Regions from separate parts of the Homo sapiens genome. Here region 1 is linked to region 2. A link is a loop called in an ENCODE intact Hi-C map of the cell type or tissue named here. Cell type or tissue: transverse colon. All regions are shown on one strand. Each heading gives the region's core, and the rest is flanking DNA. Links, peaks and the distances in the headings are about the cores only. Region 1 has its middle 190 kb from the start of RAB28. Region 2 has its middle 630 kb from the start of LINC02270.

Region 1 (15,323 bases), core at 4,715-12,714, 450 kb after region 2:
GGTGCACACACCAGCAGCAGCAGGGCAACAGCACTGTGGGGTCTCTGCATTCATGTTTGTAAAGGCAGGGGCAGGGTAGTGGTGGCAAGATCTACACACACTGGCAAAGGAGTAGGGGAAGCTGTCGGTGAGCACATGCCGGCAGGGATGTCTCTGTCAAAGCTCTCTGATGGTTACGCAAGGTTTGCTGGTGAAGATGCTACGGAGAGGGCCACTGGGAAGCACGCCAGTTGGGCAGCTGAGGCTGTACTGCATGCAGGTGTGGCCAGTCACAGGGACCCTGGGAGGGGCCAGCAGATGGAGGGTGCTCAGATCAAACTGGTCTCATCCCACAGGCAAGATAGCCCTGTTTCATCCATGTCTGACAGTCAACAAAGGCCAAAGCCACCTAGAAGAGCATGGCAAACCTTGAGGAATGGGCATCCCTGGCTATGCTCCACTGCAGCCATGCCCACTCCAAACACTGGGCTCCACACAGGCTTGGAGTCTGGTTCTTGCTTATTCTCCAAGAAGTTCTCCCTGTCAACTCAAATGTCCATGAGGGTTATGAAGTCTTCTGCAGCTGGAATTCCAGAGATCCGTGGTGAGAATGGGCCACTCCATGCCTACTTAATTTACCTCTTTCCCAGGAGCCACTTGGGGCCAGGAACAAGTTCTGGTACTCAGCAACTTTGTGCAGAGTTTCCAGCTTCCTCTTCCTTCAGCCCAGGGTCTGTGTCCTCCCTCCATCTACTCTCAATGCCTTCCTTCCAAAGATCTGCTCAGAGTGTACTGTTCTTCTCCATGGTCTTGTCTCTTGGTGGGAGGGGCACTTCCTGGTTACACCTTGTCAGCCATCTTGGATTTTCTCTTGCTTTTATTTTATTTTATAATAGAGCATATTTAAGGCCATCCTTCATAAAATGTTAATGTTTTCACTTCCATTCTGATGTGCTTTCTTTCTTAACTCTTAGGGAAGTACAGTTAATCCCCAGCCTGGCATATCTGAGCAGTAGCCCATATGACTGTCATCCCTGTGGTTGCCCCACTCCTACAGACAACTGGACACCAAAAGAGCAGGGACCAGTGTGGTGGACTCTGTTTTAGACAAAAAATCACTCAACCTGCTGAGTGGGATATGAATCCTAGAGATAGAGACACCAGCTGGAAGGGACCAGGAGATACAAGATGAATGCAATACCAAAGCAGCAGAAGTAGGAATGAAGGAAAAAGATGAACTAAAGATAGACCTCTCCAAGTGATACCTCTGTTGCCTGCATTTCCTCCCATCACCGCAATTACAACCATACCTGTGGCAAACAGCTACAACTCACACCTTCCCACCTCACCAGCAGGGTCTGCCTTTCTTCACAAATTTCTGTTGGTTAAGCCATTCAATTTGTGGTACTTTGTTATGACAGCCCCCAAAAAACTGATACAAGGACTATTTGAAACATAGAGTTAGATCCTCTATCATTAATGAGGAACCTCACTCATGGATAATGCACTTTGAGATATTAGCTAATGATAATAGTTACATTTGTACATTATAATAGTACATAATTTATAAGTAAGTGTACACATACACACACAGAGCTGTATATTAGCACGCAGTCTCAAGTATTTTTACTGATGGACTGTGCGATCAAGAACATCTTGCTTATTTGGCTAAACTAGCATTCCTGTGAAAGTCTGTCCACTGTGAGTTCCTTAAAATAAACCTCCCATTACCAGGGTAACCTGGAGAGGTCTCCCCCTAAAACCATGAAAACCGAGTTCAAACTCTCATTCACCCATAGCCCTTTATTCCTCAGAGACTAAGCATGCATGTTTAAGACTTAGGTTGAACTTTTCTATCCTCCAAAGGGTGGCCCAGCCTAGTAACTATTTTAGAACAAACACATCTCATCCAACAACTAAACTAAAGCTCCCACCTCAACTGATCCATTCGACAGGATCTGGCCAATGTGGGAGTAACCCATTAAGGTGTTGTTAGGGTGGTTCCTTCTGATAGCTGTCAGAAAGAATCTCCATGCCTCTCTCCTAGCTTCTGGCTCCTCAATTAAAAAGTATACAGATGATGTGCTTTACAAGTTGCCCAGTTTTCTTTTTCCATAATGTCTGCCAAGTTGCATCAAGGTCTGTAAAACTTGCAAAAGGTCATGTAATATCAGCTCAGTCTAAAGTGAAACTGTCAGTGAATTTCAGATGATGGCTCTTCCAACTGGATTAGTGAAGTAGAGGGAAAAATGTGAGCAGATATCATAAATCATTGATTTCATTGACAGCAGCTACTATGCATTAAGTCCTTACTATATGCCACACCCTGTGTTAAGTGTTTTACTTACAGACATTATTTCCAATAATCCTGATTTCAACCCTATAAAGTAAATGGTGCAATTATTTCCAATTTACAGGTGAGGAAACTGAGTCTCAACGTCACATAATTACTATATGGAGGAGGTATAATTTTAACAAGATCCTAACTCAAAATCATGTGCTCTTCTATTCACAATAGCAAAGACATGAAATCAATCTAGACGCCCATCAACAGTGGACTGGATAAAAAAACTGTGGTACATATACACCACGAAATACCATGCAGCCATAAAAAAAGAACAAAATTATGTCCTTTGCAGCAACATGGATGCAGCAGGATTATCCTAAACAAATTAACACAGGAACAGAAAACCAAATACCACATGCTCACTTATAAGTGGGAGCTAAATATTGAGTACACGTGGACACAAAGAAAGGAACAACAGACATTGGAGCCTCTTTGAAAGTAAAGAGTAAAAGGGGGGAGAGGATAAAAAACCTACCTATAGGGTACTCTGCTCATGTACCTGTATGATGAATTAGTCTGTACACCAAACCCCCATGATATGCAGTTTACCCATGTAACCAACTTGCACATGTACCCACTGAACATAAAATAAAAGTTGGAAGGAAAAAATAAAAATTAAAAAAAAACTGAAAGTATAAATGGTTAAAAAAATAACGTGCTCTTAAAAATTTTGCTGTTTATTGACCTTTTGGCTGCTTTTATAACACAATCACAAGATGCATGTTGACGAGTGAGTTTTACACACCTCATCTCATACAAAATCTCAGGGTCAAGTTGAGCGGTTCTCAAACTTGTTTCGATGTTGCTGAAGCACCTGAAAGTCAGGCAAGATATCAAGAAGTGGTTTTACAGTTAATGAGACTTTACAAACAGTTCTAGGAGCAGATAAATATACACGTTCATGAAATTGAGTCTCACCCAGAATGAGGATCCACAGAGGAAGTAGCCATCACAGTGGGTATCGGGGAGCGGAACCTTCATCCTTAATCACTCACTTGCTACTCTGTCATTTATTTTGCTGTCTGTAAAGACTTGCAAGCAGACATTCAGGTAGGTCAACAGAGTTTCAGGAAAGATTATAGGAGAAAGACTTAAAACTAAGAAAAGCTCATCCAGCAGAGCACAGGGCTGAGAGTGAGACCTCCTGAACTCCAATCCTGGTTCTAAGACTTCCAAGCTGACTGCATAGCTCAGTTTCCTCATCTGTGAAGTGGGAAGAATATTTCTAAATACCTTCAATGGCTATTATGAGGATTAAATAACATGTAATGCACTAGAATAGAGTACCTTTAATGTAAGTAACCAATAAATATTATCATCTAAATAACACATATAATGCACTAGAACAGAATACCTTTAATGTAAATAATCAATAAATAGTAATTATCATCTAAATAACACACGTAATACACTTGAACAGAGTACCTTTAATATAAAGGTACTCTAAAGAATACTGTTAATGTAAGAGTATCTTTAATATAAATAGTTAATAAATATTAGCTATCATCTCCTTATCATCATAAATTTGCTTTTCCCACAAAATTGTAAAGGCCTGCCATTATTCTTGGTTTTCAGCTGAACATCCATGTTCTATAGGATCATGTATGAGGACATCACTCTGGATTAATATGTATACAGTACTACAAAGGATTGCCTTGATTTGACATTGATGACCTCAGGGGTTTCGGACTAAAGAAGGGTATAGGGAAAGATTAGAAATTTTTCTTCCAGTAACTCTGTATTTTTGGTTTGTTAAAACTGCATATATCACTGTTGTAATTTTTTAAATCTAGTAACATAAAAGTCAAGTTACCATGACTTTAAAAATCAAAAGGTGAAATCATCATTACCTTTTCCAACACATCCCACATTCAATAACATCAAGGTTTGTGTCCATGGGGATGGAGAGGTGATAATAATAATAATAATGGCTGAAAGCGCAAGGCACTGTGCAAAAAGCCTAACACAAAAAAGCTTACTGGAGTTGTGACACATTACACAGATTTCAAGATATAAAGCCTCCAAGGCTGTGTTTGCCAAAAAAAAGAAAAAGTAAAACAATAACAATAAGACATTTCTGCATTTCTGACAGAGTGCTCTTATTCCTGCATTTTCCTTATGATTGGTGGGCTTTGCCTTCAAGCATCCCCTGCTCCCACCTATTCCTTCCCCTCCCCTCCTCCCTCTCACCCTCCCCTTTCTCCTGCAAACAAGTCAGGGGAGGCAGGGAGTGTGAACACAGTACATGGGAGGGGGAGGACAGAGTTCACCCTGTTAAAAATCATTAATCATCTTGAGGTCACCAGGCCTGAACACATTTCCTTCTCAAAGGCTGTCCTGTGGGCGATCTGTCTCCTAACAGGTTTTGTAATGCTGAGTTGTAAAGTGTTCCTGATGAATTATTGTTGGCGCTCAGTCCAAAGGCTTGAAGTCTCAAGTCCATGAAAAGAAAAAGCAGACCCTCTCTCCTGCGCCTGTTGTCCATGGGGCCAGCACAGGGCTTGCATTGTGCATGAGGGTGGATGGCCTGGAGGCCCCTCATCCCTGCAGCCCAGACTCCTGGAGGGGCCTAAGACAGACTGGCTTTTATCACTACACATGGACATATGGGAGCTGGGTGTTTGAGGGCAGGTCACGCCTACTCCATGCCCCCTCATAGCGTACCTCTAGGAAAGGGCAGGATTTGTGTTCCCATTTGACAGATAAGGAAACTGAGGCCAGGGCTATATTATGGCATGTCCAAGGCAACCCAGCTACTTTGTGGCAAATCTAGGATTAGAACTTAGGTCTCCAAACTGCTACCCATTTCCCTTTCTCCGTGCCACTTGCCCTGGGCTACAGGGCTTTCAGCGATGTGGGGTCCTTTTCCCTATAGGATCTCAGCTGACATGACTGCTGCCTCACCTAAGGCCTCTGCTCCAGCCCCCCATCTGCCTGAACTGCTCTGCTCCTAGACCCTCCCATGTGCTTCCAAGACCAATGTAAGGTCCCACTCAGAGAGGCCGTCCTGACCACCTGGTCTGAAATCACCACATCTCTCTTGATTGCAACACCCTACTTAACTTCTTCAGTGCATTCAGCACTTTCCAACGTTCTCTTGTTTATCTGTTGTATATTTGTCCTCTTTGTCTCTCCCTCTGCCATCCAGCTCCACCTCGTTCAGATTATCAGCTCAGGAAGGCAGCCACCATGTCTCTCTTGTTCTCCACTTATGGCCAGCACTGAAATAGTAACTGACAGGTGCTCAATAAATCTGTGGTTAATTAATTAACAAATCAAAATCAAATCATTAACAAATCAACAAATCAAAATCAAAATTAACAAATCAAAATCAAATCATTAACAAAGCCGTACTTTTGCATAAAGTCTTTTTAAATGTGCTTGTGTGTGTGTGGATGTCTCTTCTCTCTCCCCCCATATATTTATATATTCTAAAGCACTTTCACAATAACATTTTATTGTCACTTATCCCACATGTAGTAGGAAGAACAGGCATTATTATAACCATCTTACAGATAGGAAAGTTAAGGCTCAGAGAAATTTGGTAACTTTTCCTCTTGACCTTAATTTTTTTTTTGAGACAGGATCTTGCTCTGTTGCCCAGGCTGCAGGATAGTGGCATGTTCATAGCTCACTGCAGCCTCAACCTCCTGGGCTTAAGAGATCCTCCCAACCTCGGCCTACTGAGTAGCTGGGACTACAGATACACATTACCATGCCTGGCTAATTATTTGATTTTTATTTTCTAGAGAAAAGGTATCACTATGTTGTCCAGGCTGGTCTCAAACTCCTGGCCCCAAGTGATTCTCCTACCTCAGCCTCCCAAAGTGCTGGGATTACAGGAGTGAGCCACTGCACCTGAACTTTGACTCAAAAATTAGAAGACCAGGATGCTCCTGCAAGTTGCTTGCTAGGTAACCTCACAAAGGTCTTTTTCCCTTTTGGAGCCTCAGTCTCCCTATAATAAGGGATTGTAAATTAAAAGATCTCTAAGGTTCTCTCTGGGAATAATATTCTTGGATAGTGTTTCCCAAACTGTGTGCTTGGAACCCTAGTATCTGAGGAGATGGTAACATGTTTTCTGTGGAACAGTCTGGGAAACACTGTTCCAGTATTGGCTTTAAGTTTACTTCAGGCAGGGACTGGATCCCTGGGTACGGTTTGTCAAGGCTTGGAGCAAAGAGTGAAAAAGGAACTAAATCTCTCAGCTCCTATACTGTCAACCACATGTGACTACTTCCCTGGCATCATCCCATTTGACTTTAAAAACCCCTAGAAGTAGATATTCTTCTTACTTCCACTTTATGGCTTGGTAACTAAGTGAAACTCAGGAAAGTCAATGAGATCATGTGTATGGCAGAGGATGGTTGTTCAAGGAGTTGACCTCAAAGGGTCCGTTCAAACACTTTAAAGGGGAAGTAGAAAGCTTTCTTGACTTGTGTTTGATTTGCCACCAATTACAGGGAGCTGCTGCTTCACTTCCACCTTCCAAATGTCAAGCAAGTGTATCTACTAACTGAAACATAGCTCACACTCTAGCTGCAAGGGAGTCTGGGAATTGTCATTCTTTATGTCCCTGTGGTGCAAGATGGCACATGTCAGAAGGATGGTATTGGTGTTAAGTGCCAATGACCACATTCATCATTTATCCTATAGTGAATTTGCTTTCAAAGCTGCTCTCCTCCTGGTCTCTGAAAGTCTGAGATGTGAACTGGAGAACTGAGGACAGGGAATTGGTGTAGGAATAAATTTGGAGTAGAGGTGGCAATCCAGGTCAAGATGAAAACACAAAGCTCCTGCCCAGCATTGCAGCAAAACAAAAGAAAGATGAAGAGAAAGAAAGGAATCCAAGCAGCAGTGAGGGAAGGGTTCGTTGTCTCAGACAGAAGCCACCTGAGGGGTTTCATCTGGGCTCCTCCCTTTCTCACTGTGTGATCTTGGGCATCTTCTCTCTCTCTCTCTCTCTCTCTCTCTCTCTCTCTCTGAAACACATTTCCTTTATCTTTCTCTTCCCTTTGGTTTTAAGAATCAACTGGGTCACAGTACACAGACATAATTTGTTTACTGTTAAGGAATGCACAGATGAAAGAAAATATGATCATCTCCCAAACAGCAAAGCCAAGTGGCCTCAGCCATTTGTCTTTAAAGCTGCGCTCATTTAACCTGGAACATCCTGTAAGTGGCAGAGACATCTTTCAACATAATTTCAATTCAGAAGAGCAAGATTTCATGTGATTTTTATTTTATAGTAATCTGATTTCTAAGAATCAATATGTCTTACCTTTATAATCAAGAAAAAATAAGTTAAAAATACAATATCTTGATCAAAATAAAATGCCCAATTATAATCTGTAATCTGTAATCTCTCTCTCCCTCACACACACACACATATTTTTACAATCACAACTGTGACTTAGCATTTATAGCATTTTTATGGGATCATAGAATGTTTGAGCCAGAAGGATCTGAAAGCTCATCTATCCAACCATGTTGTGAGGACCCAAGAAATCCACAGAGAATGTGAAGAGCCCCCAGAGTAGAAGGGATGGTAACCCAGACGTCTCCTCCTGCCTTCACCAGAACGTTTGGCTTTCATCAATTTTATATTTTAAATTTGCCTGCATGATTCCATTTCAAAAAGAAATCTCACTGCAACACACACAAATATGAAAACCGGTGGATAAGCTCAAAGCTTCATAGCTCTGCCGTTTCTCCAGTGGGGAAGCTGAGGCCAAGAAAACTAAAAAGCCCATGTGTAAGCCCCACAGAAGCACAAAACGGGGTCTGGAACTGGAATTCTGATTCCTAACCTGCTTTCCCCACCGGAAGAATCCCAGGCTGGGCGACCCAGACAGCCATGGCTCTGATCCAAGGGGCAGATCACTATTGGTACTGTTTGTTTGCACAATATATAGTATTGTTTAAGTTCTGAAGCTCAGCGACATCCCCTGGCAAGACTCTGAACTGGAGCCCAAAGGAGAGCGCTGTGGTCGTGGAAGGAGAGAGCCACGGCGAGGAGAGGGTGGCTCCTTCCAGGGGGCGGTGCGCTCTGCCGTTCCGCGTCATATCCCTTGGCAGTATTGTAAACACAAGTCCACTGTATGTTTTTAAAACGTGAGAAGAAGCAGGATCCTGCCCTCGTGTTTTGACATCGCCTGCAGGGAGGGAGAATGGGACGAGCAGATCTGGCCTGTGCAAAATGTAATTGCTTTTCCCACCTGATGGTTAATCTCAGGCGGGACGGGCTGTCCCACAGGCTCTCAACCTGAGCCGCCCACACCCGGGTGCAGGGCGAGGGCCATGGACTCAGATCCTCGGCCACTGCAAAGTTGCCAATCGTGTGCTCTGGGGCTTTAGGGGTCATTATTCTCACCTGAAAAATGAGAGTTGGCCTAGATCAGGGATTTCAAGCTGTCAGAGAGACTCTGGTTGGATCCATGTTACAAAATGGATGTCCTGGTAAGATTTAGGTTGAAGTTTCCGCTACGAAAAGGAAGATGGAAATCCAGGGGACTCAATGTTTCTCACAGCTCTTTTTCTCTAAAGTATTCTAATTCGAGATTTTACTTGTCTTTAAGGTGAAAGATGAAACTAAAAGAAGTTTCATCTCCACCCAAGAGAGATGGAGAAAGGCATCCTCAGCGCTCAGAAAGTCATCTGAGGAACTCAGGGTCTGTGGAGCTGAACCTTGGCAGCCCACTAACCTCCCCTCAAACCCACAGTTAGTTGCCCTCTCCTCTCCCCTGAGTCAGCACTTCATATCTTGCACCAATAACACTGCCATACAGCTCTTGTGTTGCACTGTCCCATCTCTCCTGCCACTTCCTACCTTCATCTTCTATGAACTGCCTGAACCCCCTGGCTGTGTCTTATTCCTAGATGAAACCCCCATATCCAGCACAGTGTCTGGGACATTGTAATTGCTCAATAAATGGATGTGGAATTGAATTGCATCTCAAAAATTGGCCTGACTCTCAAACTCAGCATTCTAAGGCTCACTTTTAAATATATGCACTTTCAAAGAAATATTATGGCTTGGTATAGAGACAGAATTCATTCAACCACTAAGCAGATGTTGAGTATCAACTATAAGCCAAGTGCTACTCCAAATCAGGGGATACATTGGAGACTAAAACAGATTCAGTATCTGGTGGAAAGCTATTATAAAAGAATAACAGAACTGTATGTCTAGTGAGGGTTGAAAGGGCCTCTATGCCCAGAGAATACATCTTTCTGCTGTCATGGTTCACATGCGGAAGCTGTCCAAAGCCTCAGAGAAGGAGACGTCACCAGCTTTGGTTTCTTACTGACACAAGAGGCTCCCAGAAAGGGGCACTGAAATATTGAATGGAGTTTGGTTGAAGAGGGCACCACAGAGAAAATACACAAAACAAGAGGGAAAGACTGGGTATCTCCCATCTCATTTCCTATCCCAAAGTCTGTGGCAAGTGGCAGAAAAAGTGAGGATTTTGACAGTCCAAGTTGCCTTAACCTCTCTGAGAATGTTTTGGGGAAAAGGACGTGAATTTTGTTGGTGATGTGTTGAGCTGGAAGTGGCTCTGGGATCACCAATGGTGGGATCCAGAAGGCACATAAACAACCAGATCTGGAGTTCAGCAGAGGTGTTTGAACCAGAGAGAGGGATTTTGGAGTTGATTTGCATGTATGGGCTCCTTGAAGCCATTGGTTTTTGTGATGACTTCCAGGGACAAGAGGATGTAAAGAAAAGAATGGAGGCACTTTAAGGAAGGAGCCAGGGGGAGCACTTTCATTAGAGAGGCCCAGAAGATAATATTCCTAGGAGAAGGATTTTCTCCTCTATGCTCCTGCAGGGCCTCGCCTGAGCAGCCATTGTGTCACTCCTATCAAACTGCCCAGGGAATCTTTGTTTTGATGTCTCTCTCCCTCTAACTATTGTAAACTCTTTGATGGCAGGCCAAGGTTTAAACCATCTTTGCATTCCCAGAATCTAACCCAGTGTTTGTTTGTTGAATGAATAAAGGGATGAATGAAGTCTAGAAAGCACATCCTGTGAGAAACAATAAAAGGATCTGTAAATGTTGCCTTGGAGAAGACTTGCTTCAGGGAACCCAGAAAGAGCTGACATATGGGAAAAGGCAGAGCACCATCATGTTATTGTTGAAAGATAATTATTTTAGCTCAGGACTGGAACTGTCTAGTGATGGAATAGGCCATCTGGTGAAGTAGTGAGGTCTTCAATACTGAGAGCGTGTAAGCTGTATTAGTCCATTCTCACACTGCTAGTAAAGACATACCTGAGGCTGGGTAATTTATAAAGGAAAGAGGTTTAATTGATTCACAGTTTAGCATGGCTGGGGAGGCTTCAGGAAACTTACACTCATGGCAGAAGGGGAAGCAAACACGTCCTTCTTCACATGGAGGCAGGAAGGAGAAGTGTGGAGCAAAGTGGAGAAAAGCCCCGTATAAAACTACCAGATCTCATGAGAACTCACTCACTATCACAAGAATAGTATGGGGGAACTGCCCCCACAATCTAATCACCTCCCATGAGGTCCCTCCCCCAACACGTGGGGATTACAATTCAGATTACAATTCAAGATGAGATTTTGGGTGGGGACACAGCCAAACCATATTATAAGCAAAGATAGGTGTCATTCTCCCAGGAGGAGTACATTGAATGGGAGCCCAACCACACCTTCTAAGGAATGCAGCTCTCAGGGTCTGTGATTCCAACATGAATGACATCCAGGCAACTCCTCAACTTTGCCAGTTGACTTCACAAGGGAAAATTGAAGCCCATCATTAGCAAACAAAGAAGAGATCTCTGAAGGTTATGGAATCCATTCTATGGAATTTCCAGGCCAGCTGACCCAACTTTTCCCTGAGCATTCGAGGCCCTGAGAATATGGTCCCTGCCAGTCTCTTCAGCCTTCCATCCCACTAAACATCATGATACCGGCATATGTCTACTTACATATCTCTTCCACTCCCAGCCCTCACTCACATTTGATGGGAAGCCCTTTGAGAGGCAGGACCAGACCTCAGGTACTCATCAAACAGCTGTGTTGCAATGGTTAAGAGCACTGTGCTATAGTCATATTATCTTCATTGCTTAGTCTGTGAGTCAGACACTTGTAAGACTATTGTGAGGATTAAAGGGTTAATACCCATAATGTTCTAGCATGGAGTAAGTTCTCAAAGCTCATATTATTATATGAGTTTCTTCTGTACCTGGCAAAATGCCTGTCAATAAAGGTTTACTGAACTTAAAATAAATATACGTATATAAACAATTAAATATGGTTGTTGCCATCACTGACCAATCAAGAAACATTTATTAATCTCTACTATGCACCCAATACCTTATTGGATACTGGAAAAAAAAAAAAAAGAAGTGAAAAAATACACAGTTTTTTATTTCCAAGGATTTTGCAATCTGGTGATAAAGACAAATATCATTATTTTAAATTAATAAGTCAAAAAATAAAATCTAACAAAGCCTTTTAAAGTAACACATACCAAGCACATACCATGGATCAAGCCCTACTAGCCTTCGTAGGTTATCTTATTTGATTAAGTTTTGAATTGTGAGGGACCTTCAATTAATGCTTTGAGAGGGAAAGGGAAAGTCATGTGGGCTTCCTCAATAGGGTAAGTTTGGACTTTCTTGAAAAGTGCCCTTAATTTACTTAATATTCTTCCAGTTGCCGTGAACTATCCCAACAATTTAAACGAGGTAAGATGGGGATGTGAGGAAAGGGGAACTAAGCCCTGGCAATATGATTCATATTTAGGGCTTAAACCCTTTATCAATGTTAATTCATTTCATTCCAATCTTAAAGCTACTAAGTAGGTATGGTTTTCCCCCGGGGGAACCCTGAAGTCAATCTTCTCACTCCTCACCAATGTGAATGAAGATCTATAGAATTGGAAATGAGAGGGAAATGTCAGGGGTCCTGTCCTCTGACCTACCAAGAGCCATAGAGCACAGTGGGCTTTGGCCAGTCACACAGAAAAGATTCCCTGCAGACCCAGCTGCTGATGGGATTATGTGGGAATTCACCATCAATGTCCTCACAAAAGAAAACATAAGCACCATTGATTACCTTCTAATAACTATTTTATTACATATTTTATATTTATGAAATGGCACTGGGAGAGGGTTGTTACTGTTTTTCTAATGCAAAGCAGATGGGCCTGACAGAGGTAAATGGGGCTTTCTGGGTGTGTCCCTGAAAGTTTGTGTTTTCCCGGAAGGTTTTGAGCCAGAGCCAAGCCAGATCCAGAAGTTCCCATCCAACCCTGTCTCAACACATGACTTTCATTAACAAAATTGCATTGCTCTTTTTTGCAGAAAGTGGTACTATTACTAAAATAAAAACATGTCTATTATGGATCAATTGCCACCTACGTGGAGCTGAGGAGCACTTAGCAAGAAGAGGGCAGGAACTGAGGAGAAAAAAGAAAAGCTGATCTTGCAAGAAGGCCTAGCCACTGGGGCTGGGCAAGAATGAGATGGATCTGATTGCACCTCTAGCATGATCACCCTGGGCTAATCTACTGCAGAGAGAACTTGGCCCTCAAAGAGCTTTCATTCTAATCATGAAACCAGCCCATCCCACTTGTGTGCATCTTGTCAATGGAAGCCAGTGCAAGCACCACCAGCGGCCTTCCTTCTAGGCCCACCCTCTGGCCCCTCTTGGACTTCTTCCTTTGTTCCTGACTTTGCTTTCTTGCTGTATCCTAATAACAGCTCATTCAGCTTCTAGCTTCATGCTCACTTTTAAAACTTTAATTTGCATTTCCTGACTTGGTCATGGTCATGCTTTGTACCACTAACAGGTTCTACCACCCCTGATTTGCTCAGGTTGACCCCTGCCTGACTAATACCCACTCCTGTGCCCCCACCCAGAGGTCAGCCTGCCCATGTCTTCCAGCCACTCCTAACTTAACCTGTTACCTTTGCATGGTAGAAGACACTGATTATCCTCTAAGCATATTCACTTCTTAAAGAAATTTTCTTTAGACTCTGAAGCAACTTAAACTTTTTATAATCTAAGATGTCCTCATCTTGGTGGAAGTGCTTTTCTCTATATACCTATAATTCTTAAGCTTTTGGGTGCATGAAAATTAGCCAGGGGAGAAGCAGGAAAATGAATTCCTGAGTACTATCTTCAGAAATTCTGATTCTGTAAGTCAAAATGGGCCAAGAATCTGCATTTCTTGTGGAGAAACAAAAAAAAATCTACATTTCTAATGTAGGCAGAACCTGGGATGTACTTTGAAAAGCACAGCCTTGGCTGTGCGTGGTGGCTCACGCCTGTAATCCCAGCACTTTGGGATGCCAACGCAGGTAGATCACTTGAGGCCAGGAGTTTGAGACTAGCCTAGTCAACATGGTGAAACCCTAACTCTACTAAAAATACAAAAATTAGCCAGGAGTGGTGGCATACACTTTTAATCGAAGCTACTCAAGAGGCTGAGCCACGAGAATCACTTGAACCCAGGAGGCAGAGGTTGCAGTGAGCCAAGATTGAGCCACTGCACTCTAGCCTGGATGACAGCAAGACCCTGAAGAAAGAAGGAAAGAAAGAGGGGAGAAAGAAAGAGAGAGAGGAGAGGAGAGGGGAAAAGAGGAGAGGAGAGGAGAGGAGAGGAGAGGAGAGGAGAGGAGAGGAGAGGAGAGGAGATGAGAGAAGAGGAGAGGAAAAGAGTAAGCCTTAAATTGACCTCATTTGCCTGCACTGGTAAGTGGGCAGATGGGGAAATGATGACAATCTTTTGCATTTGTACAAAGCAAAACCTTTTTAACCATCACAGCCATCTGTCCTTTCTATCCTTCCTCTTTCTCTCTACTATTAAGGGTATTATTATGTTTATTTTATAGATGAGGAAAATAAGGCTCAGAGTATGTAATCTCCCAAATGCTGGTGCTAGAATCCTAGCATAGGTTCTGTCTCCAGTCTGGAGCCTCTCCTCTGAACTCCAGACAAATATACCCCCAACCTGCTCAATATCTCTGCTTAAAATAGCTAATAGTTGTCCAATATTAACATACCCACAAATAAGCCTTTGTTCTTTTCCCCCAGATGTGTTCATCCTGGTATCTTCATCTCATTAATGGCAACTCCATCCTTCCATGGTATCAGTCCAAATCCTCAAAGTTATCCTTAATCTGCTGTTTTACAACCCATATCACTCCCTTCCAATATATCCAGAATCAAACTTCTCACCACCTCCCCTGCTACACCCTATCCCACCATCATTTATCTCCCCATGGGTTTCCCTGCTTTCAGCTCTGCTGCACTCTTAGTCAGCTCTGGCTGCCATAACAAAATGCCATGGAATGGGTGGCTTCAACAACAGACATATGTTTCTCACCATTCTGGAGGTTGGGAAGTCAAAACTCAAGGTGCCAGCACCCTCGGTTCCTGGTGTGGGCTTTCTTCTTGGGCTGCAGACAGACGTTTTCTGTCTGTGTCCTCACCGGGCAGAGACACAGAGCTCTGGTTTTCTTCCCTTTTTTATAAGGATAGTAATCCCATCATCAGCACCCCATCTCCATTATTTCATCTAAATCTAATTCCCTCCCAAAGTCCCCACTTCCAATTACTATCACATTGGGAGTTAGGGCTTCAACACATGAATTTTGAGGGGACATAATTCATTACATAGCACCACTTAGGTCCATTCTCAACCCGGCGGACATAGGTAGCGAGTTATGTCATGTTCCTCCTCCACTCAAAGCCTCCAGTGACTCTCAGTCACTCTCTGAGTGAAAACCAAACTCCTTACAGGGGACTACCAGGTGCGGAGCATCCGGCCCTCATCCCTGCCCTCATCTCCCACTGCTCTCTCTTTATGCACTTCAGTCCAGGCAAACTTGCCTGCCTGTTCCTCCAACATGCCAGCCACACTCTTGCCACAGGCCTGTCCCACCATCACTCCCATCCGCCTGGATTGCTTTTCCTCCAGAGATCCCTGTGGCTCGCTTTCTCACCTCCTTCAGTTCTTT
Region 2 (15,323 bases), core at 3,631-11,630:
TTTCTGTTGTGCAAGCCACTCTATCTATGGTATTCTCTTATAGCTGCTGGACCAGTCTAACACATCCCTTAAAGCAGCACACCAGGGACTAGTACACAGAGTACAATATATAGTCAGGTGTTCAATATTTATTGAATGAATGACAAGTCTAGTCATTTTGGATCCTGCGAAGTGAAACAGGTACCCACCTTCTGTTCTATGAATGAATATGTCTTAACCTGTCTCTGCTGGAATCTGTCTTAACACATCATCCCATATTGTCAATGCCTGCTCATTTGTCTGCCTACTACCAGGGGCCTTGGAAAGCAGGGACTGTATGTCATTTATTCATTGTCATGCATCTAACATTAAGCAAATTCCCTCCTATGCTGTTTGCAATTTCCAATGAAACACACTCAAGAAAAAAAAGTGGACTTGTAATGTAATGTGATATTAATCAAAGCTCTTGGGACTTGGAACTTCGATAGTTCTCCTTCAAGTTCCCCAATTCAAATCTTCTCTCACCACCCAGTTTGGAGACAATCCACGTATCTGAGCACACATGTCCGGGCACTGCTGGGATGAGATCAAATGTTTCCTGTCAGAGCTGGGTCTCAACAGCCCTTGGAGGGCTCTCAGTGACCCCTAGAGCCGGTGTGAAAGTGGACCAGCAGCCAGATGGCTTCACGTTTCCACATTCCTTCAGCTTGTTTTCTTACTGTGGCAGATACCCAAGAGCATCCCAAATCCTCAAGAGAGATGGGATTTCAAGAAAATCTCTTTCTTTTGCAAAGCAAGAGATGTGAACTCTTGAGCCTGATGAAGAGAAATATGATTTAAAACACTGACTACAGGTTTTCAAGCTATCAGCAACAATATAAGAAAAGTACCCACACAGAGAGTGTTTTCTCCCCCCAACATTCAATTCCACCTGGGGGCAAATGAGCCACACATATCCACTGCCGAGGATTAAGACAGGTCAGGGATCACAGAGTTGTGGCCACGTAAACAGATTATCCTGTTTCCTGAGACATCCTTTATGCTGCAGCTGCCTCCTTGGAGGAAGATCGTGAATCACATTGTTCTTCTCTCTTCCATTTGATCCGACACCATGTAAACAAGCAATGTTGAATGAGAAAGAAAACATTTCAGGCAAATGTTGGAATTGCTTACCTTGTACAAACAATCTGCTTACTCAGTAACAAGGTCTTACATTAGAAAGGGGCAGTTTTGGCGGTGAGTATGTTTGGGTAAATGAATGAGAAACAATTATTTAACACCAATTATGTGACAAGTATTGTGGTTTACTCTTCCCACATGTGATCTCATTTCATCCAAACAGCCACCCTGAGGGGAAGTGATAATAAATGGTACTGCTTTTCACAAATTATAAATGAGAAAACATATATGAAACCATTTAGTAATGGGCAAAGTCAGCATTTAAACCCATGTCTCTCTAAATAGGTAATTTATTTAACAACTCAGTAAACACTTATTTGTAATTAAAAATGCAAATAACAACTATTGAATAAAAGAATGAATGAGTCATTTCATTTGATCTTATTTTATTTTTAAACTAATGAAGCTGAGAAACAAAGACGTTGAAGAATTTGCCTACTTCTACAAGTCTTATAAGTGTTGGAATTTTGACCTTTTCTCTCTCACAAGGCAATTGAAAATTTCAGAAAATATTATGATGATGGGATGTCAATAAGAAATTACAATGAGCCATCATTTGGGGTAAATTAGTCTTAAACAAACAAACAAAATGTTCCTTGACAAATTTATAAATGACTGTCCTAAGAAGTCATAGACCACTTTGAGGTTATCAGGCAGTTCATTGACACATAGGTAGAAAGTAGAGACCAAAATGCTGAAAAAGACACTGCCAAAAAAATAGCCACCAAAATGAGTGAAACATTTGTCTCAGATTACATAGTGGTGATAAAGCTGAGAAAATTGTAATAAAATGGCCTACCTTAAAGATTTGTAAGATCTTTCTTCAATGTGCTTCACGTAAAAGTTCTCTATGTAGGAAGATAGGTCAGATGCAAAGGTCCTGAGCTCCAGGGTAGGTCTGCATGTGTTTATATCTCAACTCTACCAAATACTAGGTGTGAACCTTAAGAAATTCCCTCATATCACTGGGCTCCAGAGAATGGGAATACTAATTATATCTACTTCATTTACTGTTATGAGGATTTAATGAGACAATCCATTCAAAGCATATAGAAAATGCCTGATGTATTTAAATAGAGAACATGCAATGACTAAACGAAAACATACCTTATTAAAATTGTTTATTTTACATCATAATATGAAATGGTCTCATTTCATTTTAAGACAATAAAATTGTGGGCAGACATCTTCTGATGTTAAAATTATGATTCTATCACCATATCTTTTTGAAAATCTGTTTTCCCTATTAATGATCTAAGAGTTACTTTGCCTAGAACACCATCACTAACCAAAGCAATCAGGAAGCTGAGGAATATCCAATCAAGTACACATCAGTTGTGGTGTTCCAAATCCACACTATGATATTTATAGAGGGAGATGCGCTGACACTATAAGCGATAAAGTAATGGTGTATTGTAGGGGAAAGCATTGAATTAAGAATCGCTGTTGAATTGGTCAATTCTTTGCTTAAGTCACATTGCCTTTCTGAGTCTTAGATTTCTTAGATATTTGAAACAGGGGCTTGGGCAAAATTATGTCTATGGTTCCTTCCATCTCTCAAATGGAAGTTATTACCATTTTAGTGTTGCCTTGGTAATACCATACAAGTATTAGTATCAATTATTATTATAAATAATTTGAGATCTTCTCCTTCCTGAATCACTGCTACAGTCATTAAACTCAATTACCTCATTATCTAAATTCACATGAATTATAACCCTAAAAGGGATGTATGTGTAAAAATGGCTTTAAAGAAACCAATGTGTCACCTCATGCATTTATAAAATAATCAAAAGTGCTGAGGCCATATGGTAAAAGGTCCAAGGTTCGCTAACTCCTTTCCCCAGTCTCTCCTTTTGACTTCCATTTCTATCCCACGTCTTGGGGTATTTATTTATCTTAAGTTTAGATGAGGCCCTGCAATCCCTGAAGGAGACATGGAAAGATTCAGTTCTGAAGAGGGACTTGGGAGAAAACCATATTTCATGCCCATTGGCATTTGGGAGGCTGTCGAACTGTCTGTTGGGAAGTTTCTTGCAGAGTAAAAACAGAGAGTTTGAGGGTGGCCAAGCATTTGACTTCCCATCTGACTTGGGTGCGTTGTTGAAGCTCTCAGCACCTCCAGCTCACCATCTGCAGGATAGATCATCAGAATGTAACAGACCATTTATTCTGATGACCTTGTTTTATTGATGTAGAAATTGAGGCCCTGAAAGTAAAGCAATGTTCCCAAGGTCACAGCATGAGTTAGAATTTCCAATCAGAGACCACATTCTCAGCCATCCCTTTCCCTCTTTTAAGTCAAGCATGAGTTGGTGACAAGAAAGAATTCTGATAATTGTGGGTAACAGTGCACAATTCAATTACTTTGTGGATTTTTAGCCACACAATGAATTTAGTTTGCTGCAGTGGCAAGATTATGGGCATAGGTTTCAAGCAGACCTTAGCTGAGTCCTTATTTTTTATTCAACAGCTGTGTATTTCTTTAGCCTATGGGCAACCTTCTGTTTCCTTCTTTGTAAAACAAGGATAGTAATATCTGCTTCCTGGAATTTTTACTACATTAAACTGTAATTTGATAGCATATCCTAAGGAGTGGAGCATAGTGCTAGACACAGTGAGGACTCTAAAAAATCCTTGTCTCCTCCTACAACCTCTTTGAGGCTGTGATAATCACATTTAGAGTTCAATCGTTATGCATTTTTCAAAGAACACCTGGAGATAATTCACACAATTCTGCCTTTTAGATATTTATTTTAGTCACACTGTAGAAAAATTGCCACTAAAACTGCTTTAGCAAGGAATGAAAAGTGAATCCTGAAAATAATAGTAAGAGAACACGGGCACACAACCACAAATACACATCACATGTACATATTTACTTCAATCTTCCTCTCCCAACATCCATCCACTCCAAAGAAAACCACTAAAAGAACAGGTAAATTATTTTTATTTTTAAAGGCATAAATCTGTAGGACAAAGTGGAGAGAATGGAGCAACAATTTTGAAAGCTGGAAAGCAGATGCCTGATCTGCAGTAACTAACTTAGCAGGCGCACAGAAACCGATCTTTTTGCTGGCAGTGAGGAAAGCTGAGAAACAAGTTGATTTACACCATCGAACCCATTAAAGGCTCAGAAATTTGTTGTATCATGTACTTCTGAGTACAGGAGAGAAGGTGGGGCAACATGCAAGAGATGCAGTTGAAACACTGTCAAAGTCTATCAGATCCCTAGATAGCTCCTCTTGTTCATATAGCATTCCCCTCACCTAGGTAGAAGGAGGGCTTATTCCTTAGGAAAGGTAAAACAAAGGGTCAGTTGATAGACGAATGATGGGCGTAGTTAGATATGAGAATGGGAGTGTCATCGTGAAAACATAGCAAACCAGTGAAAGTTTGCATACTGTTGAGATGTTGAGACCTGCTTGCCTTTTCTCCACGTGGAGCTTTTGGAGTGCTGGCAGCCAGATATGTCCTGGAGACTGAAAGAATCTTCTCTAGAGCACCGAGTTAGTCTAAGGGAAAACACCTGGCTTCACGGATTCCCCAATGTAAACCCCTAGCTAAGTCTATTTTGAAAAATTGAAAGGACAGACCCCTTTGACACACATGAAACTTCTCACCAAATATCAGAGCCCATCCTTAGAAACTGGTAATCACCCAACGTCATTTGATATTGAAAAAGAATATCTAATGTAAAAGTCAGAAACTAAATAGTAGGAGGAGGTAGGAAAAGGAGAAGGGAGAGGAGAAAGACAAAACACACAAACCCAGAGGGGAGAGAATTTACAAAGTACTGTCATTAGTATCTTTCAGATAATAAGAGAATATATTTAATCTACAAATAAGAACAGGAAGCTATGAAATAGGAACTCTCAAAGAGGATTAAAAAGAAATCCTAGAATTATGAGAAATAAAAAAAATATATAGAAATATGGAAGAAAAAGATAAAGAAAAGTCCAACAGAGGCTTTTGAAGATAAAATTCAGGAAACATTATATAAAAAGTTGAAGATAATGACAGAAATGAAAAATGAATTAAAGACAAGAGAAAAAAACATTATGACACATCCAAGAGGTTCAACATCCAAATATTTTGAATTCCAGTCAGGGAGAGTAGAAAACTGAGTGATAAAGATTTCATTAAAAAAAAAGTCAACACAGTTTCCCCAAATCTGAAGTACATGAATTTCTGTTTCAAAGGGCTTAGCACGCTGCATGGGAGCAAACCAATACCAAGACATGAAGAACTTTCAGAATATTGAAGAGAAAATAAGATACTTACATAAAAGATATATAATGAGAATCAAATAATATCGCACTTCTCACTGTCAACACATAAAGCTAAAAGGAAATGGGAAAATGCATTAAAAATTTCTAGGGAAACTGATGTGTCCCCTAAGCACAGATGATCTCTCAATTTCATATAAAAATGCAATAAAGGCTTGGCCTGATCCCAGCACTTTGGGAGGCCAAAGTGGGAGGATCACTTGGGCCAAGGAGTTTGAGACTAGCCTGAAAACATAGTGAGACCCTATGTCTACGAAAAAAAAACATTAAATAAACCAGGCATGGTGGTGTGCACCTGTGGTGGTCCCACCTACTCAGGAAGCTGAGGCAGGAGGATTCTTGAGCCCAGGAGAACAAGGCTGCAGTGAGCCATGTGCCAATGCACTACAGCCTGGACAACAGAGCAAGACCTTGTCTCAATTTTAAAAAAAAAGCCACAATAAAGATATTTTCAGAGAGAAAAGGTCTCACATTTTCCAATTATTTATCAGCAATCACCTGGCAGACTTGATTTTCTTTTTCTCTAAATGAGGAAATAAACCAGGAAATATGATCCAAAATCCAAAGAGGAGATCCAACAAAAGAGAGAGGCAAAATTGATTTCCACAGTGAAGGGAACTAATGGGGTTGCCTGTGCAGTTCCAGAGAGCCACGAGGCCAGGCAGACGCAGGCAAGAAGAAATTTCCTTAAGAAGATGACATTTTAAATTATCTAAGGTATTTGTCTAAAGTATTTTTGTATATTCAAAGGAGAATTAGACAGTTGGAAGAGAATTCAGAGTTGAATTAATCATTAAGCACATAGAAAATAAGCCAAATTGTTGACTTCATGGGTTATTTCCTACGCAGGAAAGTAAATATAATTACATTATATGGATCACATAAAATAGCATTTATACATTAATAATAAGGGCATAATCAGTATTTACCTAATCAAAATTGCTAGATAAATATATGGGGAAGATAAAGCAATAGAATTTATTAGAGAGAATGAGAAGTAAAGGGGAAAATGGTGGTAGTGGGTGGGTGGGTGAAAGAGAACAAAATCCCATCTTCTATTTTGGGAAGTCAGTACATAACACCTAAAACAAAATCTAGAAGTATAGTCATGTCATTTGAAAATACAGGGCAAATATCACAGAATTAGCTTGAAAAAGTTACAAGCAGCCGACACTAGGAAGAAGGTGGAGCAGACCTGCTGTTCTTACCGAGTCTTGTATTGGATCCTTTTTAACCATATGCATGTTTACTTTTGATAAAAATAAAAAGGAAATTAACTACTGTTTTCCAGGCTTCCTCTTTAAGATATCTGTCCAATCTCCAAACTATTAACTGGAATACTAGTTATCATTTTTGAATTGCCTCATTTTTTTTCTACTGGAACCGTGAACAATGATATCCATGCAATCAACTAAATTTGACGCACTGTTTCTGTTTCTTCTCGTGTACTTTAAATGTAAATTACCAATAGTACAATTAAGAAGTGCTTGTTGATGTATCACTCAGAATCTTACCTTACAGTTATCTACCTGTTGCCCCACACTAAAAGCATTTTTTTGAACAGAATCACTCCTGAAAGGTAAGTTATTGCTTTCAAATAACCACTAGAGGGAAATGTTGCTCTTTTTACTAAGTAGTCACAGTCCGCTAGGGAACAGTTTCCTCAAGCAATGAGTAGGAATTATAAAGCCATGGCTTGCGTCATTTTTCCCTTCCTGGAGTGTAGAATCCTGAAGCTTGAAGGGAGCTTGCAACCCATCTAGGTCAAGCTCCTCTGACCTCTCCCTTTCGGCACTAAAAGAAACCAAGACCCAGAGAGGAACAGCTTTTTTAAGTCATAGGATAAAGGAAGCAGAAAAACCAAGTGCTAAAGACAAAATTTCCTTATTTACCTAAGCTGGGCAAATCTGGAATGAAACAAGAGAGTAACTCAGAAGAGTTGGTTTTTAGTTCAAGATCATTAAGCAGGGATTCGATAGTAAGAATTAGCACTGGTTAAATGTTTGCTGTGTGCTGAGTATACCTGTTACCATGTGCTGGGACGACTTTAGATGTCTGCATTCTTTATTTTTATCCTGATCAGAGTTGTGTGTGGTAGAAAAAAATATTTTCTATCCCTTTTCTACAGATGAGAAAACTAAGCCACAGAGAGTTTAAGTCACCTGCCCAGAATCAGACAGGAAGTGATTGCAGACCAGGGATTCAAAACTAAACAACGTAGCTCTGGAGTTCATGACTAATCATTCTGCTTACTGCCTGTCAGTGGAAGACCTGGAATTTATCTGTGAATGTGGAAAAAGCTATCACTCCTTCCTGGGGAAGTGGCCTCACCTCACCCTTTGGTCAGATGAGACGACGTGTCCCATTGACCACAGAGATCCTTCAGGATTTATCAAGGTGGTAGACAGAGCTTTTTAAAGGACTGATTTCTTTCTATTCTCAATGTCTCCCATGATGCCTGGCTCAGAGGACTGGCTCATGAAATGTTAGATGAGTGAATAAATATGATCCTAACGACTTCACAAACAAATCAGTTGTAGAGAAAACATACTGTGTCACATCTTGTCATTCATAAAATTTAGGAAAATGCCACAAAACTATCTTTGTCCACTTGGTCTCACTTAACATTGTAGAGTTGATCCAATCAAATGCCTAATTCTACCTGATTTCCCCCCAAAATTTGTAATGCATTTTGTTCAGTCCATAAAGCATAGTCTGTCACTGTGTACATAGGCAGGCTCCTAGGCCCACTGCATTGTGTTATTTCATGAGCTGATGTAGCTGATGTGTCACTGCCTTATAAAACACCTGGGGTCTTTATCACTTATTGCTGTGGGCCCAGCCAAGTCTTCATCTTCTCTGTTGATGGAACTTTGAGCTTGTTTAACTCACCATTCCTCACAGCACTGAGGCTTAGGGAGGGGAAGGGCTCCTATTTAAAAATAATAACCATGTACAAAGAGGAGGATTTAACAATGGAGTTTACAGCTAGGGAAATTTCCTTTGCACAGAAGGAAAACACACTTCATGAAAAATACCTACAGATTTTCAATCTTCCTACTGGAAGGTTTGAAGTCATTTAGTGCAATTCTAGAAATGTAAGGGGTTAAAATGCCCATGTCTTGCCCCCAAACCAATTCATCCTTTACCTATATTTAGAGACAGGGTCTCACTTTGTTGCCCAGGCAGAAGTGCAGTGTAGTTATCATAGCTCACAGCAGCCTGACACTCCTGGACTCAATCGATCCTTCCACCTCAGTCTCCCTAGTAGGTAGGATTACAGGCACAAGCCACTGCACTGAACACATTGACTTTATTTTGGTGAATGTTAACATATGTATAAATTCTTGTAATCATCACCACAATCGAGATACAGGACTGCTTCATCACACTAAAAAAAAACTGATATTTCTTAACACCCAAACCTCTCTCCTCTCTTATACCTGGTGAACATTGATTTGTTCATCAGTACAGTTTTGACCTGCGACTGCTATATAAATGTAACACAGAGTGTATAAACTTTGAGACTGTCTTCTCTCACTCAGCATAATGCTTTGGGGATTCTTCCAAATTGTTTGGTGCGTCTATAATAGTCTATTAGTTTTTACTGCTGAAAAATATTTTATTGTATGTGCATTAGTCTGTTCTTATGCTGCTAATAAAGACATACTGAGATTGGGTAATTTATAAAGGAAAGAGGTTTAATTGACTCACAGTTCAGCATGGCTAGAGAGGCCTCAGGAAACTTGCAATCATGGCGGAAGGGAAAGCAAACATGTCCTTCCCACCGTGGCAGGAATGAGAAGTGCCCAACAGAAGGAGGGAAAGCCTTCAGATCTCATGAAAACTCACTCACTATCAAGAGAACAGCATGAGGATAACCACCCCCATGATTCAATTACCTCCCACTCAGTCCCTCCCAGGACATGTGGGGATTATGGGAACTACAATTCAAGATGAGATTTGGATGGGACACAGCCAAACCACACCAGAAGTACCACAATTTGTTTATCCATTCACCTGCTGAGAGATACTTCAGTTGTTTTCAGTTTAAGGCAATTATAAATAGGACTGCAATAAACATTCGTATGCAGGCTTTCTGTATGAACATAAATTTTCATGACTATAAGATAAATACCTACATGGACAACTCCTGGGTCATCAGATAAGTGTATGTTTTACTATACGATAAACTGCCAAAATATTTTCCAGAGGAGCTGCATCATTTTGCTTCCCCACCAGCATTGTATGAGAGTTCCAGTTGCTCCGCATGCTCATCACAGTAATTCATAATTCTCTCTCTTTTTTTTTTTTTTTTGCAATTTTAGGCACTCTAATACTTATGAACTGTTACCACATTGTAGTGTTAACTTAAATTTCTCCAATGAATTATGATGCTGAGTATCTTTTAATTGTGCTTATATTTTATACACCTGCTTTGGTGAAGTGTCCATGGAAATATTTTACCCTTTTTCCAAAAAACCAAAAAAAAAAATAAAAAACAAAATAGGTTTTGTTTTCTTATTGTTGGTTTTCAATAATTTTAAACTATATTCTGTATGCAAATCTTTTGTCAGACATATGATTTGTAAATATTTTCTCCCAGTCTATGATTCTGCTTTTCATTCTTTTAACAGTACCTTTCAAAGAGCAAAAGTTTTGTTGTGCTTTGCTTTTTTAATTTTGATAAAATCCAATTTCTTACTTTTTAAGAATAATTATGATTTGTGTTTTGGTGATGATATCTAAGAATATCTTGCTTAATGCTAGGTCACAAAGATTTTCAAAAAGGTTTGTCATTTAATGTTTTACATTTAAATCTGTGATTGATTTTGAGTTAATATTTATATTAAGTAAGAGACTGACATTGAGGTTCATTACATTGTATTTGAATGGTTAATTTTCCCAAAACAATTTCTTGACAGGATTATCTATTGTCCATCGAACTGCCTTTGCATCTTTGTCAAAAATCAGTTGGCTACATATGAGTGGGTATATTTATGGATTATCTTCCGTTTGATGGATCTGTGTGTCTATCCCTTCAATGCCACTATGTCTTAATTAGTGTAGCTTTATAGTAAGTCTTAAAATCAGGTAGCATGAGTATTACAACTTTATTCTACTGTTTTAACCATTTATAACCTTTCTGTAATAATTTTAGAAGCCTTAAGTATGATGCTAGCTCTTGGTTTTTTGGAGATGGTTATAGGTTTAAGAAAGTTTCCTTCTACTTTTAGTTGTCTGACAATTTTTGTCATAAATGATGTATTTTGTCAAATGATTTTTCTATATGTATTGATATGATCTCCTTTTCTTCTGCAGGTTGTTAACATAATGAATTACACTAATGGATTTACAAATATTGAATCAGCCTTGCATTCCCTAAAAAATTCCATCTTGGTCTTCTGTATTATTTTTATTAATATTTATTACTAGATTTGGTTCTTTAGTATTTTGTCAATTTTGTGTCTATTTATATAAGGGATTTGGTTTGTAATTTTTTCTTTTGTTTTATATCTTGTTTTGGTACTATCATTGTCTGGTTTTGGTATTAGAGTAATACTAGCTTCCTAAAATAAGTCAAAAAGTGCTTACTCCTCTATTTCTAGAAGAGATTGTCTGGAATTGGTGTTACTCCTTTATGCAATTGGTAGAATTATTCAGTATATCCACTTGATCAGGGGTTTTCTTTATTGAAAGGTTTTAATTTATGAATTCAATGTTTAATAATTGTGGCACTATTTGAGTTATTTATGATATTTTGAGTAAGTTTTAGTACTGGTTTCTGAGGAATTGGTAATTTTATCTAAGTTATAAAATTCATGTACATATTATTTATAGTACTTTTTATTACCCTCTTAATATTTATGAGTTCTGAAGGAATATCCCAGTTTTTTAATTTTTTATTTTTTTTTATTGGGGAGTACCTAGTAGGTATATATATTTATGCAGTACATAAGATATTTTGATACAGGCATGCAAATCATAATAATTACATCAGAGTAAAAGGGTTTCCATCACCTCAAGCATTTATCCTTTATGTTATGATCCAATTACATTCTTTTAGTTATTTTAAAATATACAATTACATTACTATTGACTACAGTAACCCTGTTGTATTACCAACTGCTAGGTGTATTATTCATTAGTAAGTTCTATCCAAACTTTTCTTGTCTTTCTTTTTCCAGCTTTATTTTGGTATATAAATTTTGTTCATCTTTAGAAAAGCCAGCTTATTGTTCAATTTTTTTCTACTCTTCTTCTATTTAAAAAATTATTGATTTATATTTTTAAATTATTTCCCTCCTTCTATTTGCTTGGGTCCATTTTGCCCTTTTTAGTTTCTTAAGGTAAGAACAGATATATTGATTTGAAGCTTTTCTTCTTTTCTAATATAAATATTTAATGCTATGAATTATTCTTTAAAAACTGCCTTAAATGAATTTCACAAATCTTGATATGTTTTATTTTCATTTTGATTCAATTCAAAATATTGTTCTAATTCCTTGGGCCTTCCTCTTTACCCAAAGGAAATAAAATCAGCCCTCATAGAACTATCTGCAAACCCACATTTATTGCAGCATTATTCACAAGAGCCAAGTTATGGAAACAATGTAAATATCCATTGATGGATAAACAGATTAACAAATTATATACATAAATATGTATATGCATATATGTGTGTGTGGATACACACACACACACACATAAGAATATTATTCAGCCTTGAAAAAGAAGGCAATCTGGGGCCGGGTGTGGTGGCTCACACTTTGGGAGGACAAGGCGGGTGGATCACGAGGTAAGGAGATTGAGACCATCCTGGCTAACACAGTGAAACCCCATCTCTACTAAAAATACAAAAACAAAATTAGCCAGGCGTGGTGGTGGGTGCCTGTAGTCCCAGCTACTTGGGAGGCTGAGGCTGGAGAATGGCATGAACCCGGGAGGTGGAACTTGCAGTGAGCCAAGATTGCACCACTGCACTCCAGCCTGGGGGGCAGAGCGAGACTCAGTCTCAGAAAAAAAAAAAGGCAATTTGGCCATTTGCTACCATGTGAATGGACCTGGAAGGCATCATGCTAAGTGAGATAAGGCAGACACAGAAAGAAAAATACTGCATAATCTCAATGATATCTGGAATCTAAAAAAAGAAAATTGAATACATAGAAACAGAGAATAAAATGGCAGTTACCAAGGATAGAGGTAGAGAAAGGAAATGAGAAGATGAAGCTTAAAGGATGCAACTTGCAGATATGTAGGATGAGTAAGTCGAGAGATACAATGTGCAACATGAAGAATATGCAATCATGTGTTGCTTAATAACTGGGATATAGTCTGATAAACATGTTGTTAGACAATTATGTCATTGTGTGAACATCACAGAATATACTTACTCAAACGTAGATGAGCCTACTACACACTTAGGTTATATGATATAGCCTATTACTCCTAGGCTGCAAACCTTACAGCATGTTAGTATACTGAATATTGCAGTCAATTTTAACACAATGGTAAGTATTTGTGTATCTAAACATAGAAAATGTACAGTAAAAATTAGTATTATAATTTTATGGAGCCACAATTATATACATGGTCTGTCATGGACTAAAACATCATTTTGTAGCACATAACTCTAATTATAATATTGTATCCTATACAGGAAATTTGCTAAGACAGTGGACTTTAGACTATTTTAAGACCAAAAATGCATCATTATGCAAGATGATGGATATCTTAATTTGCTTAGCTATAGCAACTACTTCACTATTTATATTAAAACATAATGTTTTGCACCTAAGATGCATACAATATTTTTTAAATCTCATAAAATACTTAAAAGCATGCTGTTTAATTTTCTTTTCTTTTTTCTTTTTTTTTTTAATTGAAACGGAGTGTCACTCTGTCCCCATGCTGCAGTGCAGTGGTGCGATCTCGGCTCACTGCAACCTCCACCTCCCGGGTTCAAGCGATTCTCCTGCCTCAGCCTCCCGTGTAGCTGGGACTATAGGCACACACCAACATGCCCAGCTAATTTTTGTATTTTTAGTAGAGATGGGGTTTTGCCATGTTGGCCAGGATGGTCTCGATCTCTTGACCTTGTGATCCACCCACCTGGGCCTCCCAAAGTGCTGGGATTACAGGCATGTGCCACTGCACCCAGCCTATTTAATTTTCAAGTGTTTGAGAGTCTCCTGTAATCTTTGTTATTGATTTTAGTTTAATCTATTAGAATGAAAGAGTAACATTTGTATGATTTCAAGTGATTTTAATTTTTAAATTTGTTTTGTGACCTGGAATACATTCTATCTTGGTGAATGATCTCTGTCCACTTGAAGACAAGGATGTACATTCTTCGGTTGTTGGTTGATATGTAAAACGTCAGTGTGAAAACATCCAGCTTTGATGATGTTGTTCAGTTTTTCTATATCCTTGCAGACTCAGTATCCACTGAATCTATCAATTACTGAGAACGGAGGTTGAATTACTGAGAGCAGAGGTAATACATCTAAATATAATGGTGGATTTGTATACTTCTTTCAGTTCTGTCAAATTTTGTTTCATATGTTTTGAAATTCTATTGTCAGTACTTATTTTACACATTGAGGACTTTTATGGCTTCTTGAGAAATTGACCTTATCATTATGTTATGTCTCACTTTATCCCTATTGTTCTTTGCTCTGAAGTCTACTTTGTCTGATACTAATATAGCTAAATGTTAACGATAGTTTTCTTTTTAAAAGAAAAGCTTTGTTCTGAAAACAAAATTCTTTAACAGTTATTTTAGAGGAAGTCTGCTGGCAACAAATTCTCTTAGTTCTTCTTTATCTGAGACAGCTTTATTTCACTGTCATTTCTGCAGGAATTTTTCACTCGATGGAGTTTGACTGTGTTTTTCTTTAGGCCCTTTAAAAATGCTTTTTTTACTTCTTTCTGGCTACCATGGTTTCTGATGAGAAATCTACAGTCATTGAAATTGTTGCTCTCCTAAGTAATGCATCATTTTCTCTGTCGTCTTCAATATTTTTTCTTTACTTTCCAGCAGCTTGATTATAATGTCTCCAAGTGTGAATTTGTTTGTTTGTTTGTTCGTTTGTTTTCTGTTTGGAGTTTGTTCAACCTCTTAAATCTGTAAGTTTATGGGTTTTGTCAAATTTGAGAGGCTTTCTTACTATTATTTCTTCAAATATTTTCTCTGCACACTATTTTTCATCTCCTTCTGGGACTTCTTTGACATAAATGTTAGATTTTTATATCTTCCCATTAGTCTCCGAGACTCTGTTCCTTTTTCTCCATCTTTTCTCTCTGTGTTTTTCAAATTAAATAAATTCTAATGACATATTTCAAGTTCACTGACTTTTTCTCCTAGCATATTCATTCTGCTAGTAAGCCCCTTCTGTGATACTTTTACTTTGGTTAATGTGTTTTTCTGTTTTTAATTTCCAGTCATTTCTTCTTTATATCTTCTATTTGTTTTTGTTAAGACCTTCTACCTGCCCATTTATTTCAACAACGTTTACCTTAACCTACTGAAGCATTTTAAAAATAGCTATTTTGAGTCTGCCAGATAATTCAAACTAGCATTTGTTGATTTTCTGTTTCTCTCAAGTTAAGATTTTCCTGATACTTTATATATTGAGTAATGCTTGGATTGTGTTGTAGATATTTTGAGTATTACCTTATGAGATACTAAGTCTTGCTTAAACCATATGGATAATCTTAAGCTTTTAGTGTTAGTAGATCCATGCATGCACAGCTTGGGGTGTGTCCAGAAATTCACAAATAATTTTTAGGTGAATTTTTGGAAGTCCTTCCTCTCTGAAATCTCAAAATCTTCTCATTTCCTAGGACCCCTCTTTTTAGCCTACTATTCTAAAA

Evidence for each region. A loop is a pair of places that touch in the nucleus more often than their neighbours do. Peaks named below come from ENCODE experiments on the same cell type or tissue, not always from the same donor. Only the 100,000 strongest peaks of a DNase experiment are listed, where the experiment ranks them.
Region 1: a loop joins it to region 2, with 4 times the contacts of the local background. A loop is called at or near these places in 3 of 110 quality-filtered maps.

The regions. Positions count from the first base shown.
Region 1 is chr4:13,290,497-13,305,819 of GRCh38, forward strand. No RefSeq gene overlaps it. Among named protein-coding and RNA genes, the nearest start is that of RAB28, 190 kb to the right of the region's middle. In transverse colon, for the core only: no CTCF peak of the experiment used is centred there; a DNase peak (open chromatin) is centred at 8,415; H3K27ac peaks cover 1,821 bases.
Region 2 is chr4:12,845,403-12,860,725 of GRCh38, forward strand. No RefSeq gene overlaps it. Among named protein-coding and RNA genes, the nearest start is that of LINC02270, 630 kb to the left of the region's middle. In transverse colon, for the core only: a CTCF peak has its summit at 7,057 (motif pointing right); no DNase peak of the experiment used is centred there; H3K27me3 peaks cover 369 bases.